Regions from separate parts of the Homo sapiens genome. Here all the other regions are linked to region 1. The links are chromatin contacts, found by Hi-C or POLR2A ChIA-PET in ENCODE. All regions are on one chromosome and are shown on one strand. Each heading gives the region's core, a stretch centred on a gene start or an enhancer-like site at or near the end of the contact. The rest is flanking DNA. Distances are from core to core; before and after follow the strand shown.

The links. A loop is a pair of places that touch in the nucleus more often than their neighbours do. ChIA-PET counts read pairs that join two places held with the same protein, here RNA polymerase II (POLR2A). Pooled maps may share reads with other maps.
Region 2: a loop to region 1 is called in a pooled map, with 3 times the contacts of the local background. The contact joins the promoter of MACROH2A2 here to the promoter of PPA1 in region 1. A Hi-C loop is called at or near these places in 1 of 50 pooled maps. POLR2A ChIA-PET finds 5 or more read pairs at or near these places in 2 of 52 experiments (activated CD4-positive, alpha-beta memory T cell and activated T-cell).
Region 3: a map of naive thymus-derived CD4-positive, alpha-beta T cell shows a loop between it and region 1 (5-fold over the local background). The contact joins the enhancer-like site here to the promoter of PPA1 in region 1. A Hi-C loop is called at or near these places in 2 of 168 maps with a recorded cell type or tissue (CD8-positive, alpha-beta T cell and naive thymus-derived CD4-positive, alpha-beta T cell) and 7 of 50 pooled maps. POLR2A ChIA-PET finds 5 or more read pairs at or near these places in 8 of 52 experiments (CD4-positive, alpha-beta T cell, Caco-2, H1 and 4 more).

The regions. Positions count from the first base shown.
Region 1 is chr10:70,230,974-70,235,094 of GRCh38, reverse strand. It overlaps PPA1 (inorganic pyrophosphatase 1), which reads left to right and starts at 1,666. Exons shown (of 11, transcript NM_021129.4): 1 at 1,666-1,831. The coding sequence starts at 1,768. RefSeq lists a silencer at 1,455-2,024.
Region 2 is chr10:70,051,169-70,055,289 of GRCh38, reverse strand. MACROH2A2 (macroH2A.2 histone) reads right to left here and starts at 2,444. Exons shown (of 9, transcript NM_018649.3): 1 at 2,290-2,444.
Region 3 is chr10:70,089,780-70,093,900 of GRCh38, reverse strand. It overlaps MACROH2A2 (macroH2A.2 histone), which reads right to left. Exons shown (of 9, transcript NM_018649.3): 3 at 3,735-3,841; 4 at 1,947-2,144; 5 at 56-166. Among named protein-coding and RNA genes, the nearest start is that of MACROH2A2, 39 kb to the right of the region's middle. RefSeq lists a cis regulatory region at 2,785-2,798 and an enhancer at 2,719-2,863. Within about 2 kb of position 1,685, at least 5 of the 41 ENCODE cell types and tissues checked have a DNase peak (open chromatin) inside an H3K27ac peak, as active enhancers do; they include CD4-positive, alpha-beta T cell and CD8-positive, alpha-beta T cell, where a contact is called at or near this core.

The sequences.
Region 1 (4,121 bases), core at 417-2,916:
ATTCTTTGAACTTGATCCTACTTTTTTTTCTGAAACAGAGTCTCGCTCTGTCACCCAGGCTGGAATGCACTGGCGTGATCTCAACTCACCGCAACCTCCGCCTCTCGGGATCAAGTGTTCTCCTGCCTCAGTCTCCCGAGTAGCTGGGATTACAGGCGCGTGCAACCACGCCCAGCTAATTTTTGTATTTTTACTAGGGACAGGGTTTCACTGTGTTGGCCAGGCTGGTTTCCAACTCCTGACGTCGGGTAATCCGCCCACCTCGGCCTCCCAAAGTGCTGGGATTGAAGGCGTAAGTCACCGCGCCTGGCCTTGACCCTAATTATTGACTAAACTATTGCTTCGCTAATTTTTTTTCCTGCCCTTCTGTTTTAACAGCAGTAAAACAGTGTGGTGAAATGTTCAAAAAATCAGTGAATCACAGCCTTCTGAAAATTAATGGGTGTCAGTGAGGTTTGGGAGTTGGATGGAGACAAAGGGAGCGACACCATAACTAACTGGAGATCTTACTAGGTTTTCATTTAATATTCATTTTTTACAATAGACATTGTTTGGAAAAAAGGGTTTAATTCAAAATGTCATTAAGGCACATTATCTTTAATGTTCTAGAAAAAGTTATTTAAAGAAATCCTGGCCATGAAATTAAAATAAATAAATAAATAAAACCAGGCATTCTTTGAAATGTGAATAATAATTTGCTAATTTATATTTAGGATTGTGGATATACTTTTTTTCTTTTACATGTATTCCTGGGGAGGTAAGTGATGCAAATATTTTCCCACTGCCTCAATCAGACTTTAGTTTTTGGGGTCTGGCCTGATATGATGGAATATAAACAGGAAATCAAGATCAGAAGAGCCTGTCCCTGAGAACACTCCTTCACGGGACTCTAGCTCACGCCTGGACCTTCCCAGTGCTTCCATCTGAAGCCCCTGGAGACCCAGGTGGGTTAAGTAGGGTGGCAGGGGGGATGGAGGGGGCGGGGGGCGCGGGGGCGTAAATCCTCCCCCACTGGGGAGGGTGACAGTAACAACTTCCAGATTGTTTACAAAGATACAGGCTCTGCTTCAGGCATTTGACGTGTATTAACTCGGGTAATCATCCCAGTAACTCATGAAATAGTTATATTATTATCTTCACTTCCCAGATAAGCAACGGAGTGAGAGAGATTATAGAAAGTGGAGAAGCGAGTACCTTACTAGTAGCCACTAGGGGTGTCAGTAATATGGCTCAACTTTGTTACGACGGATCAGAAAAATGCTCACCTTTAAGACCGCAAGCAGAGCCTGTCTGGGGAAGCAGGTGACTTATCAACGCCTTTTGAGATAAGGAATAGGACTGCGGGGAGGAGTGTGTGAGAATCAAAGGTGAGTTCCCTGTGTGCGTGGTCGGCGGTCAACTCCTAGCTAGTCCAAGCTTAGAGCCTGCGCATTTGCCCTCCCGGGTCAGAGCCCAAAGCCGAAGGAACAGAACCAGCGCCGGCGGCAGCCACGTGGCCCAGCCTCTGAGCCCTAGCTGCCATCGCGGAGGCTGGGCCCGAGGGGCGGGGCTGGGGAGTGCGGACACCCGGGCCTGGCGGAGTGCGCCTGCGCACGGGGTTGGCCCGGCGGGGGTGGGAACACTAGCAGAGCCGCGTTAAAGGCGCTCCCCGCCCCGCCCGCCGGTCCAGTGCTCGCAGTGCGCAGGCGTGGGGCTCTCTCCTTGTCAGTCGGCGCCGCGTGCGGGCTGGTGGCTCTGTGGCAGCGGCGGCGGCAGGACTCCGGCACTATGAGCGGCTTCAGCACCGAGGAGCGCGCCGCGCCCTTCTCCCTGGAGTACCGAGTCTTCCTCAGTGAGTGTCTGCGGCCCGTGGCCCCTCCGCGCCCGTCCGCCCATTCATTCCCGGGCCTTGCCTCCCCGGGAGGGTGCGGCCCGCGCTCGGCCCCAGGTCTCCGACGCGGGCCCGTCTCCTCGGGCGCGTTGTGGGGCCTGGCCGGCCTCACATTGCATACTTGCCGCCGCCGGTCGGGGCGGCGAGGGTCGCCTCCGGCCATCCCTCCCCGCTGAACGGAGATGGTCCCTTTGTCACGCCTCGGGGTACCCGAACCTGGGCCCAGCTAGTTTTGCAGGTGTCTGGCTCTGACAGGGTCTGTTGGGAAAAGGAAATCACCGACCCACCCTAGAAAGGTGCTTGGAAGTAACATAATTCCCGTAAGAGGATTGCTCAGTTTGGAGAAAAGGCGACTCCGGGCCGGGGGGGGCAGTGACTTCCTAAAGACCTTAATTCCGCCGCCGTAGCTCAGATTATCGGCGCTGAGCGGAGCCAAGTCCACCCCCTCGTTTTACAGACGGGAAAACTGAGGCCCGGATCGGGAGCCGTCTGTGAAGGCGCTGGACCGGTCCTCCGCGGCCCGGTCGTGCTCCTGCCTCTGCGCCGCCTGTTTTCCCTCAGCGCCGATGCTGGGAATGCTCCTTATGAAACAGAAAGCTGTTTCCCTCAAATCAAACAGATGACGTCAGTCTGGAAACAAGACTGAGAAAGTGCCAAGTTTTTACCTTTGCAGGATTCGGCGTCTAGGGGGTACCTACCCCGGGTCCTGCACCTAGGGCTGCACGGGGAAACCGGGAGGCTGCATGCTGGCGCCCTCCACGCTCCTTAGGGCACCACGTTTTTTTGGCCTTGTAGGTGGAGGAAAGCTACTTGGGGTTTTTCTTTATCCTCTTACTCCCCCCACCCCCAGCTACTAGGAGTAGATTATGGGCGATAACGGAGGCGTTCGTAAATGTGTCACCACAGGCGCTTCTATTGTAACCTCTTTACAGTTTTATTTGGAAGGAAATGGGCAGGTGCCTCGAACTCTGAGTTGGTGTATGAAGGAAGGGGAAGCGGGGAGTAGAGGAGACGAATGAATAGGCATTGAAGGAACAAAAAGTAGCCTGGTGCGGGAGGAAAAGGAAAGCGAACTGTAAAGCTTACACATCTAGCCAAAGGTTAACTATCAGGTAAAATCCAGGAAGGGTGAGAACTACCCCCCACTCTCCATTTTATTTAATTTTGCAATTAAGCAGCAAGGACAGTCCAGTAACTTTTGACTAATAATTCATGGGACTGTTTTTCTGGAAATAGTGTTGGCTCCAGAATTTCTCTGTAGGAAAGGCTTACAGAGGTGACTGTCTGGTTTGAAGGTGAGGGGTGGATCTTCAAGCTATATATGCAGAACAAACACACTGCTTTTACTTAGGTTATTTATTTGCAATTAATATTTGGTGGCCGTTATGGGAGACCAAAGCTACTCCTAGAATTTGGCACTAGCTGAAGTAACTGTTTTTATCAAGTGGAACTCTCTGGAACTTAAGAAATACTAATAATTAGAACCCACTACATAGTTATCCAATTTTAAGTGCTTTATCCTTCCTTAATAGAAATAAACTTTTTTAAGCTTTATAATATTACATTTGTCAATTTCTTTAAAACTGATAAAGGGCTGGACAGACTGCAAAGTCACAATTGGCCCTAAAGGGACTTTTATGTTTTATTGTTTGTTTTTTGAAACAAAGTCTCGCTCTGTTGCCCAGGCTGGAGTGCAGTGGCATGATCTTGGCTCATTGCAACTTCAGCCTCCCGGGTTCAAGTGATTCTCCTGCCTCAGCCTCCCAAGTAGCTGGGATTACAGGCACTTGCCACCATGCCTGACTAATTTTTGTATTTTTAGTAGAGACGGGGTTTCACCATGTTGGCCAGGCTGGTCTTGAACTCCTTACCTCCAGTGATCCACCTGCTTTGGCCTTCCAAAGTGCTGGGATTACAGGCGTGAGCCACCGTGCCTGGCCTCCACTTTGATTTTTAAACTTGAAGGGATGCGATGTGGACAGTAGGTTTCCTAAAGAATACTGAAGAAGTTTTAAAATTACTTTTTGGCTATAGTTAGGCCTCTAGAATATATTAGTAATATATATCTAGAATATAATAGAAATTATTTGTGAAGATGTTTGTTGCAACTTGATTATCCTTAAAGAAAGTCATAATCTAAGATGGCTGGCTGTCTCTGGGAACACCACTTTTAGCAACATTGTTTAGTAAAGTGGTCCCCTCCCTTCCTCCCAAGTACTTCATAATGGTTCTGTAAACTTAACTGATGTAA
Region 2 (4,121 bases), core at 1,195-3,694, 180 kb after region 1:
TTTCTTAAGGTTGAAAAACATTCTTAAGAAAGTTGGCTGAATTTTTGCACATCCCTCCCCGGTAACAAGTTACAGATACCTTTCATTTAAAGTTGCCTAAGACAGGACTCACCTCCTGTTCTGCTGGCAGGAGGCAGTGAAAACAGATGTGGTTGTCTCAGACAATAGCTAGCAGGGTGTCCCACCCACTGGGAAATGGCAGACCAGAGGCGCTTTAAAAATCCTGGGAACCAGACAGAAGATGGAATGGTGAGGGAGTAGGGTCAGAATCACAGGGACACTCCGGATTCAAGGAGGTAAATTCTTTTACGCAGTTTTGATATAGAGGAAACCACTAATAATGTGTAAAGTCTGACAATTAATGGATCCAGGTGAGGTGTAACTGTGGTAGGATAGGAAAAACCAGAGAAGAGGAGAACTGGGCATGTTTTAAAAGGAAATTTGGCTACAGGAAAGAGGGGTTATGAAGATGTGAATTATGCGACTCAAGATAAACTTTTCCGCCGGGCAGTGCCTCTATTTATTTATATGTAATTTTAGGCTAAAACAATTCTAAAAATCACCAGTATGTTTCCAAATCTTGGAGCTCTTAACATTTAGTTTGAAAATAAAAAGTGTGTTAAAACGGATTGAGAATTATGTGTAGCTTAGTTTGTGGTTCAAAACAACACACACGAAGACACGTTCTCGCTCTTAATAATGTTTTCTTTTTCTCTCACCTATTGAACCGTTTCAGTAGCAACTGTGCAGCCCAGTGAGGTGACAATTGGATTTCAAAACAAACACAAATGAGCAAAGTGAGGAAACCATTTGCCGCGGTGGACTAATGGCCCCTAGGGGATCCTGGGGTCTGTGGGGCTTAGAACTGGGCCCTTGTTTTGAATTCCTCTGAGGTGGACAGAAGCTGGAAGGACACCTCAGTTCCAGCGTGGCTGTGACAGGGTAACTGCCCTTAAAATCAGGGCAGCGGAGCCACGGTTCCCATCGCGTCCCCTCAAACACTCAGGGCCCCGCACTTTGGTTTCTCAGCCCATTTCTTCTCGCGCCTTTCATCCCTTCACTCATCCAGGGCCGTTGCCAAAAAACCCTGGCAAGGACCAGGCCTCAGTCAGGCCCACGGTGGTCCACTGCACGCGACGGGAAACTCCTGGAGGAAGCTCGTTTGGCCCTTGGGGAACCAATGCCCCTTTGGCCATTGTTGTAAGGAACAAAGAGGGCAAGAACTGAGGGCGCCCCCCCAAGGAAAGGCGGGGGAGGACACCCACGGGCGATCCGGGGGGCTGGCCGGGCTGGGGCTGAGGTGCGCCGGGGCTGGAGGCTGGGAGCCGGGGGAGGCAGGGCTGGTCCCCAACCGCCGCGCCCCGCGAGCGATACGCACGGCGTCCGGCGCCCGGCAGAGCCCTTTCCTGCGCCGCAGCCAGTTTACTTTTATTCCCTTTTTCGATATTTTTATTATTATTATTTTTTCCCGCGCAAAGCGGGAGCCAGACTGCCCAGGCGAGCCACGGCCGGGCCGCCATTTCCCGGTGAAAGCGCAGCGCGCGTCGGCACCGGGCGCCCCGGAAAGGGAACCGAAGGGGAGTGCCCGGCCTCGCGCCCTCTTCCGCGCCGGCCCCGGGGCGCACGCCCGCCCGCGGCGCCCGGGTGTCCGCGCAGCAACCCCCAGCCCTCGCCCCGCCACCCGGCGTCCCCGACCTGACCTTCCCCGGCGCGGCCCGCCCCCGGACTCGGGTCCCTAACCTCCGCCCGGCTGCTCCGCGCCCCCTCCATTGTCAGCCTGGAGCCGCCGGCGCCCTGCCCGGGCACCTTCAGAGGCCCCCGAGCGGCCCTCCCCGGGCTCCCTCGGGCCCTGCGCAGCCCCCCACCCATCGCCCCGTGCCCATCGGCGGCCGGGCGCCTCCGTCCTCCCGCTCCTGCGCCCGAAACTCCGCATTCCCAGGAGACCTCCGCTTCCTCCGGGTCCAGCCTCGCCTGGGGCCCGCTGCTGAACCTCGCATCCCTCCTCCTTCCCCTCTCAGTACCCTCGACGCCCCCGGCCCCTCGCTGGCCGCAGGAATTTGACCACTTCTTTAGCAGCCCCCCCTTTATCGCCCAAGGAAGCAAGTTGGGCAGCTGGATTTAAGAATTTGTTTTTGCAGAGGGTGGGTCGGCTATCGAGGGTGCGCCCGCAGGGGCTCGGGGGAGAGGCAGAGGTGGTTCTCTCCGGCCCCTGCACTGCCCCGGCGGCGCGTTTTGTTTCCAGACCCCGGAGCACCCTAAACAATAATGCCATCGCCATGGCGGGCTCACCTGGTGCTGCGCCGCCTGCTCCCGGCGCCCGGTGCCCTCTGCGCGCCCCTCCACGGGCGCAGGTTTGGCCCACGCGGCGCCGGTGCCGGGCAGGACTCTTTGCCTTTCTTTGGGTTCTATCTGTGCGTGTCAATGGCGGCAAGCGGCAGTTCTCTGGGCCGCGGATAGTAGCGGGGGGAGGAGGAGGAGGGAGAAGGGATTGCTCCTTCTCCACATAACCACCTCTAGGAGGAGTTGCTCAGCCTCATCCCCCGCCAGCCCAGGCTCCGCGACGGGTCCGGGGCTTTCGGTGGGGCTTGATGAGCTATTGTCCTTCAGGAGTATTAATGGTGAAACCGCGCGGCCTCCGCGTACTTGGCCGATCTGCGAGACGAGCCGAGGGCCACTCGCTAACATGAGGCTTTCCCCAGAACTGGGCACAAACGCGCTATGGTCGCGATCCAGTCTCCTGTTAGCTGGATCCACCTTTGGTGGGAGAAGGTGGCGTGGGCGTTCATCTGGCAGCTCTGGGGAGAGTCTTCGAAGGGGAAAGCGAAAAATGCCACCTTCTATATTTTTGTGTCCTTAAATAATAACAAGTACATTAACGTTTGTGTCCACCACTGGGAAGAGTGCATAGGGCGGCCACAGCCACGAGAGCTGAGAATTTATATCCGTGCCTGTAGGCTTTTTAGAAATTAAGACCGATTTAGAATCCAGCGTTGCATAATATTTGGAGAGGCAGATGTATGTTTTGGTGGGTGAGACTGTGTGTATGGGCATAATTTTTAATTGGGTTGCTTTACAAGGTGTTAATTTGCAATATCCCAACGGGTATTTAGATGAGCGCGAGGCTATTGTCTTCAGGACCAGTTTTTATTAGTTACTAGAAAATGCATCTTTATGGGGGTGTGGTGGACACTGTCGGGTGTGATAATGGGGATTAGCAGTTGCTGTGTTCCTAGTGGAAGCCAGTCTCGGCTTTGTATTGTGAGTTGTTGGCCAGGGCTCCATGGCTGGAGGGGAGTCAAAAGAATGTGTTTATTTCAGTGGGAAATACTAACTTGCTGTGGACCATCCAGGTTTCCTCTGATTTCTCCTACAGTCAAAGGACTGTGAGAGGCAACATTTTGATCCCTTCCAAAAAGAGAAACCGGTGCAAACAGAATTCTCCAGCCTTGGCCAAATGGCTGATTTTTAAAGCTGTTACATTTGGTAATATTGTGTATATTTGCTACTACAAACTTGTAACTATTTAGGCAGTGGGGACTTTGGAGTGACTGAAAGCCTCCCAGTGCCTGAGTGGGAAGAACTCATGCCTACCACCCTCTGCGTCTCTACTAGTTAGTTAATCATGGCTATTGCTGGCGTTTATAGATAGCGGGTTAGGTTTAGAACATGTGCATTTTAAAGTGTATTTGCTGAGAAATCAGCCATGTTTCTCTCTGACTTCCTCCAAATCACGCATATATCATCAACATATGCATAAGCCTCTATTTCAGTCTCCTATGGCTTCTCAAACTCCCCTGGACTCAACAGTCTCTGTTTCTTGGGGCTTCCTTTACTCTTTTCCTAAGCCTTTCACGCCCTCTGTGTATGACCTCACTGTTCTTTGTCTTGGAAGGTATTTTCCAGGTCAGATATCCAGTCAGGATAAAGTCTTCTTTCCCCAAGATGTATATTTAAAGGGTTTCAAATGATCCCCTGGGGCATCCCATAATGATGTCCTTTCCCATTCCTAAAGAAAGGGTCTCTCTTCTTATACCTTCAGGTGTCCATTCTTCACCAGAAATAACCATCAAGCCAACATTCAAGAGAGTTCAGGAGTTTTCTATGAGTGCTTGAAAAATACT
Region 3 (4,121 bases), core at 436-2,935, 140 kb after region 1:
GGTTATAAAAATACAGTGGTGTTTTAATATAGCACAAGGCAATTCTCTTTGTTACCTTCTGTCCCAGAACAAGGCTCTTAGAAGACAGAATGGTGAATCCATCCCCTGGCCCATCTTCAGAGGTGGAATTTGAAGTTCCTTCTTTATCGCTGTCCTTTGGTTTGGACTGTCGGTAAAAATCAAAAGGCAAGATGAGAACCAATCCAGAAAAAGCCTGAGGTGCCTTTATTAAGCTCTTCTCACGGCTGCCACCAAGTTGAATATGAAAGGAAGTGGTTAGGTGATGTGTTCTGCTGTTTCTTGAAGGAGGGGAGCAAAAGTCAGCAATATAAGGAAAGAAAAGGGTACCGCAAAATAGCAAAATAGAAAGTGTGTTAAAGGGCTCACACATACCTGCAGTCCTCACCTACCCCTGTGCACCAGCACATTGTCCTTGCTCATTTCAATGCCTGCAGCTCACGACGACAAGCATCGGAGCTGGGTGGGGCCGTTGATAGCCCATTGCTTAGCCTTCTTTCTCCCCAGGATTTCTCGGGGCACAGAGGCAGTGTGGAATGAAACATCCACAACTTCTACAGTAGGGTTGTCCAATAGAACTTTCTGTGATCGTGGAAATATTCATCTTGATCCTCAATAATGTTGCTGAGTGCTTGAAATGTGGCTGGTACAATCAAGGAGCTGAATTTTAAATTTGATTTAGTTTTAATTCAAATCCAAATAGCCTTGGCTTGTGTGCCTTAGCTCACACTTATAATTCCAATGCTTTGGGAGGCTGAGGCAGGAGGGTCGCTTGAGCCCAGGAGTTTGAGGCTACAGTGAGCTATGATCTCGCCACTGCATTACTGTACTCCAGCCTGGGTGACAGAGTGAGACCCCTGTCTCTTAAAAAAAAAAAGCCACATGTGACCAGTGGTTACTGTACTGGGCAACATAGGAAAACATTATTCTATCAGTGGCATCTCTGAGCTAAGCTACCTAGTATATCAAGCTAACCCAAACACCTAGTATATCAAGTATATGCCAAACACCTGAAATTCCACTGGCGGAACTCAGGGAATGCCTGCAGGAGACTAGAGGCTGTTTGGAAGGCAACACAGAGCTCTGCAGAGAAATAAAATGCAGGTTCCTGGCTATCATCGCTCACTTCAGATTTTGCTGGGGGTAGTAAAAGGGATCTGAAAACCATCCCTGCTTAGGGTTTGGAAACCTAGAGAAGACCCATTTCAGCTCTAACCTCAAAGGCCCTTTATTCTTTTACCTGTACATTCTTGTCATTTTCTTCCGGCACCAAGCTGCAAGAGTCCTCGGTCCTTCAGAGGTGTCTGCTACGAAGTCATTGTCTCATCTTTAAACTTCCCTCCTGTTCTGTGAGCGTCTTAGTGTCTGCCTGGGCTGCTCTAACAAAATGCTATAGACTGGCTGGCTCACAAACAACAGAAACCACTTTCTTTTTTTTTTGTTTGTTTAAGAGACAGGGTCTTGCGCTGTCACCGAGGCTCGAGTGCAGTGGTGCCATCATGGCTCACTGCAGCCTCTAACTCCTAGGCTCAAGCCATCCTCCTGCCTCGGCCTCCCAAAGTGTTGGGATTACAGGCATGAGCCACTGTGCCTGGCCCAGAAACTTGTTTCTCATAGTTCCGGAGGCAGGAAGTCCTTGGCGCAGGCAGGTTCTGTGTCTGGCAAGGGCTCACTTCCTGGTAGATGACGCTTTCTAGCTGTGTCCTCACATGGCAGAAGGGTCCCTCTGCCTCCCTCAGGCCTCTTTTATAAGGGGACTGTTCCCATTCGTGAGGACTCGCCCTCATGATCTAGTTATCTCTCAAAGCCCACACCTTGTAATCCTATGCCTCTGGGGTTAGGTTTCAACATATGAATTGTGGGGGAACACAGACATTCAGACCATTGCAGTGGGAGTGCCTGGCCCAGGACACGCAGCCTCGGCCTACCTTTTTGGACGTCCGTGGTTTGGCAGCCTTGGATTTCTTCCCCCCCTTCTTGCCTGACGTGGCCTTCCTGCCTCTTTTCTCTGGGGGTGGGGAGAGGATCGTTTCCGACTTGCCTTTGGTCCCTCGCTTTTTGGCCAGCAGTTCGGGGTGAATTCTGGGCAGGACGCCTCCACTGGCGATGGTCACTCCTTTTAGCAGCTGAAGAGAGAAATGCATGCGCTCATGTAGCAAACAGCCTGCTAGTTCCCAATTTCATACAGTTCTTTTTTTTTTTTTTTTTTGATACAGAATCTTACTCTGTCACCCAGGCTGGAGTGCAGTGGCGCGATCTTGGCTCACTGCAGCCTCCGCCTCCAGGTTCAAGCAATTCTCTTACCTCAGCCTCCTGAGCAGCTGGGATTACAGGCACCTGCCACCACCCCGGCTAATTTTTGTATTTTTAGTAGAGACAGGGTTTCACCACGTTGGCCAGGCTGGTCTCGAACGGCTGACCTCAGGTGATCCACCTGCCTTGGCCTCCCAAAGTGCTGGGATTACAGGCGTGGGCCACTGTGCCTGGCCTGGACTTAATACGGTTCTAACTGTTAAATGTGGCCTCCGCTTTCCTAAAGAAACTGCGTAATACACCATTTAATTGGCTTTTCCCACTTTCAGTTGTAGAGCATTTCTCCGTAGGTTAACAAGGCATCCTGTGATGTTGTACAGAAAGCAAAACGAAGTAAAGCAAAATAGAAGGGACACAGAAGTTGAAACCAGGGATGTTGCCCAGGGCTCTGGAATTCCAGACACAACACAGGATAAAAAGCTTCCCATGTGGGGAGCGCAGCTTGAGAAAATGATGTTCAAAGGTCATTGCAAAGACTAGACCCAGTTAATGATGAACCAGTGGTCTCCACAAGCTTGCACATACATTCCATCAGTAAAGTATGTCTGGCCATGCTCCTCCCAATCAATATAAGTTAATTTATCTGCAAAGAACAGACACGTACTACTCCACTAATATATTCTGCAGATTCGAAACCAACACTACCCCAAGCATGGTCTGCGACCATGGCTCACCCATGAACTGGTAGTTACCCGTCAGTGACAACAGAAGTATAGCAAGCATCTAGAAACTTTCACAGCAAACTGACAGTTATTGTATATCTGTTGAATCTGATAACAAAAAATTATGGCTTGTAGTTTGCTTTTTAATTTTTCTAGTGATTTTTATTACATTTCTGGAAATTATCAGTCCATGATGGATTGGCCATAAAAATGGCTTCTTCACTACAGTTTGAGAAGAGTGAGATTAGAAAATAAAGATAAATGAAAAGAAACAGAAATAAAAATTCTTATACTATTTACCTACCACCTTACATATACTGTAGGTGAAAAGGGGGTATTCGCTTGACTTTGGAGTCAGTTTCAGAATATAAACAGTCAGTTCTAAAATATAAAGAGTCTTCTGCCTTCATCAGAAAAAACTGTCAACTAAGTTTGGGTGAAGAAAGTGAAGAGAATAACATTTGTGCCACACCTTCCTCAGCAACACACAGAACTTGTCTTCAAAGAGAAAAGAAAGGTCTGATAAGACCTAGAATATATAATGAGATCTATGCCAGAGGCAATTTTATTTTGAATCTGAATGATAAGAGCTAGCAGAATTTGTTCTTTTATATGGCCTGAGTTTTTTTTGTATAAATGTAATTGGGAACTGTAGCAGGAGTGACTCATGGCCAGCCAGGCCCACACATTAGCATGTTTGGCAAACCCATTCTACGGCTTCCCTCAAGGCTTCAGACATACCTGGTTGAGCTCCTCGTCATTGGCAACTGCCAGCAAGATGTGTCTCGGGGCTATCCGGGCCTTCTTGTTGTCCCTCGCGGCATTGCCGGCCAATTCTAGAATTTCCGCTGAAATCACAAGGAGGCATTAACAGGCAATCACAGAATGGGGTCTGAGCTAAAGCTTTTCTTTAGAAATGGCCTTCAAGTTTGATCACATTCATTCATTTGTGATTTCTATGTCTCGGCCTGGAAAGAAATCCAGGAAGCGTAAGAGAACTCAAGTTAGTCCCAGCTACTCAGGAGGCCGAGGCAGGAGGATCGCTTGAGCCCAGCCAGGAGTTCAAGGCTGCAGTGAGCTATGATTGTGCCACTGCACCCCAGCCTGGGCAACAGAGTGAGACCCTGT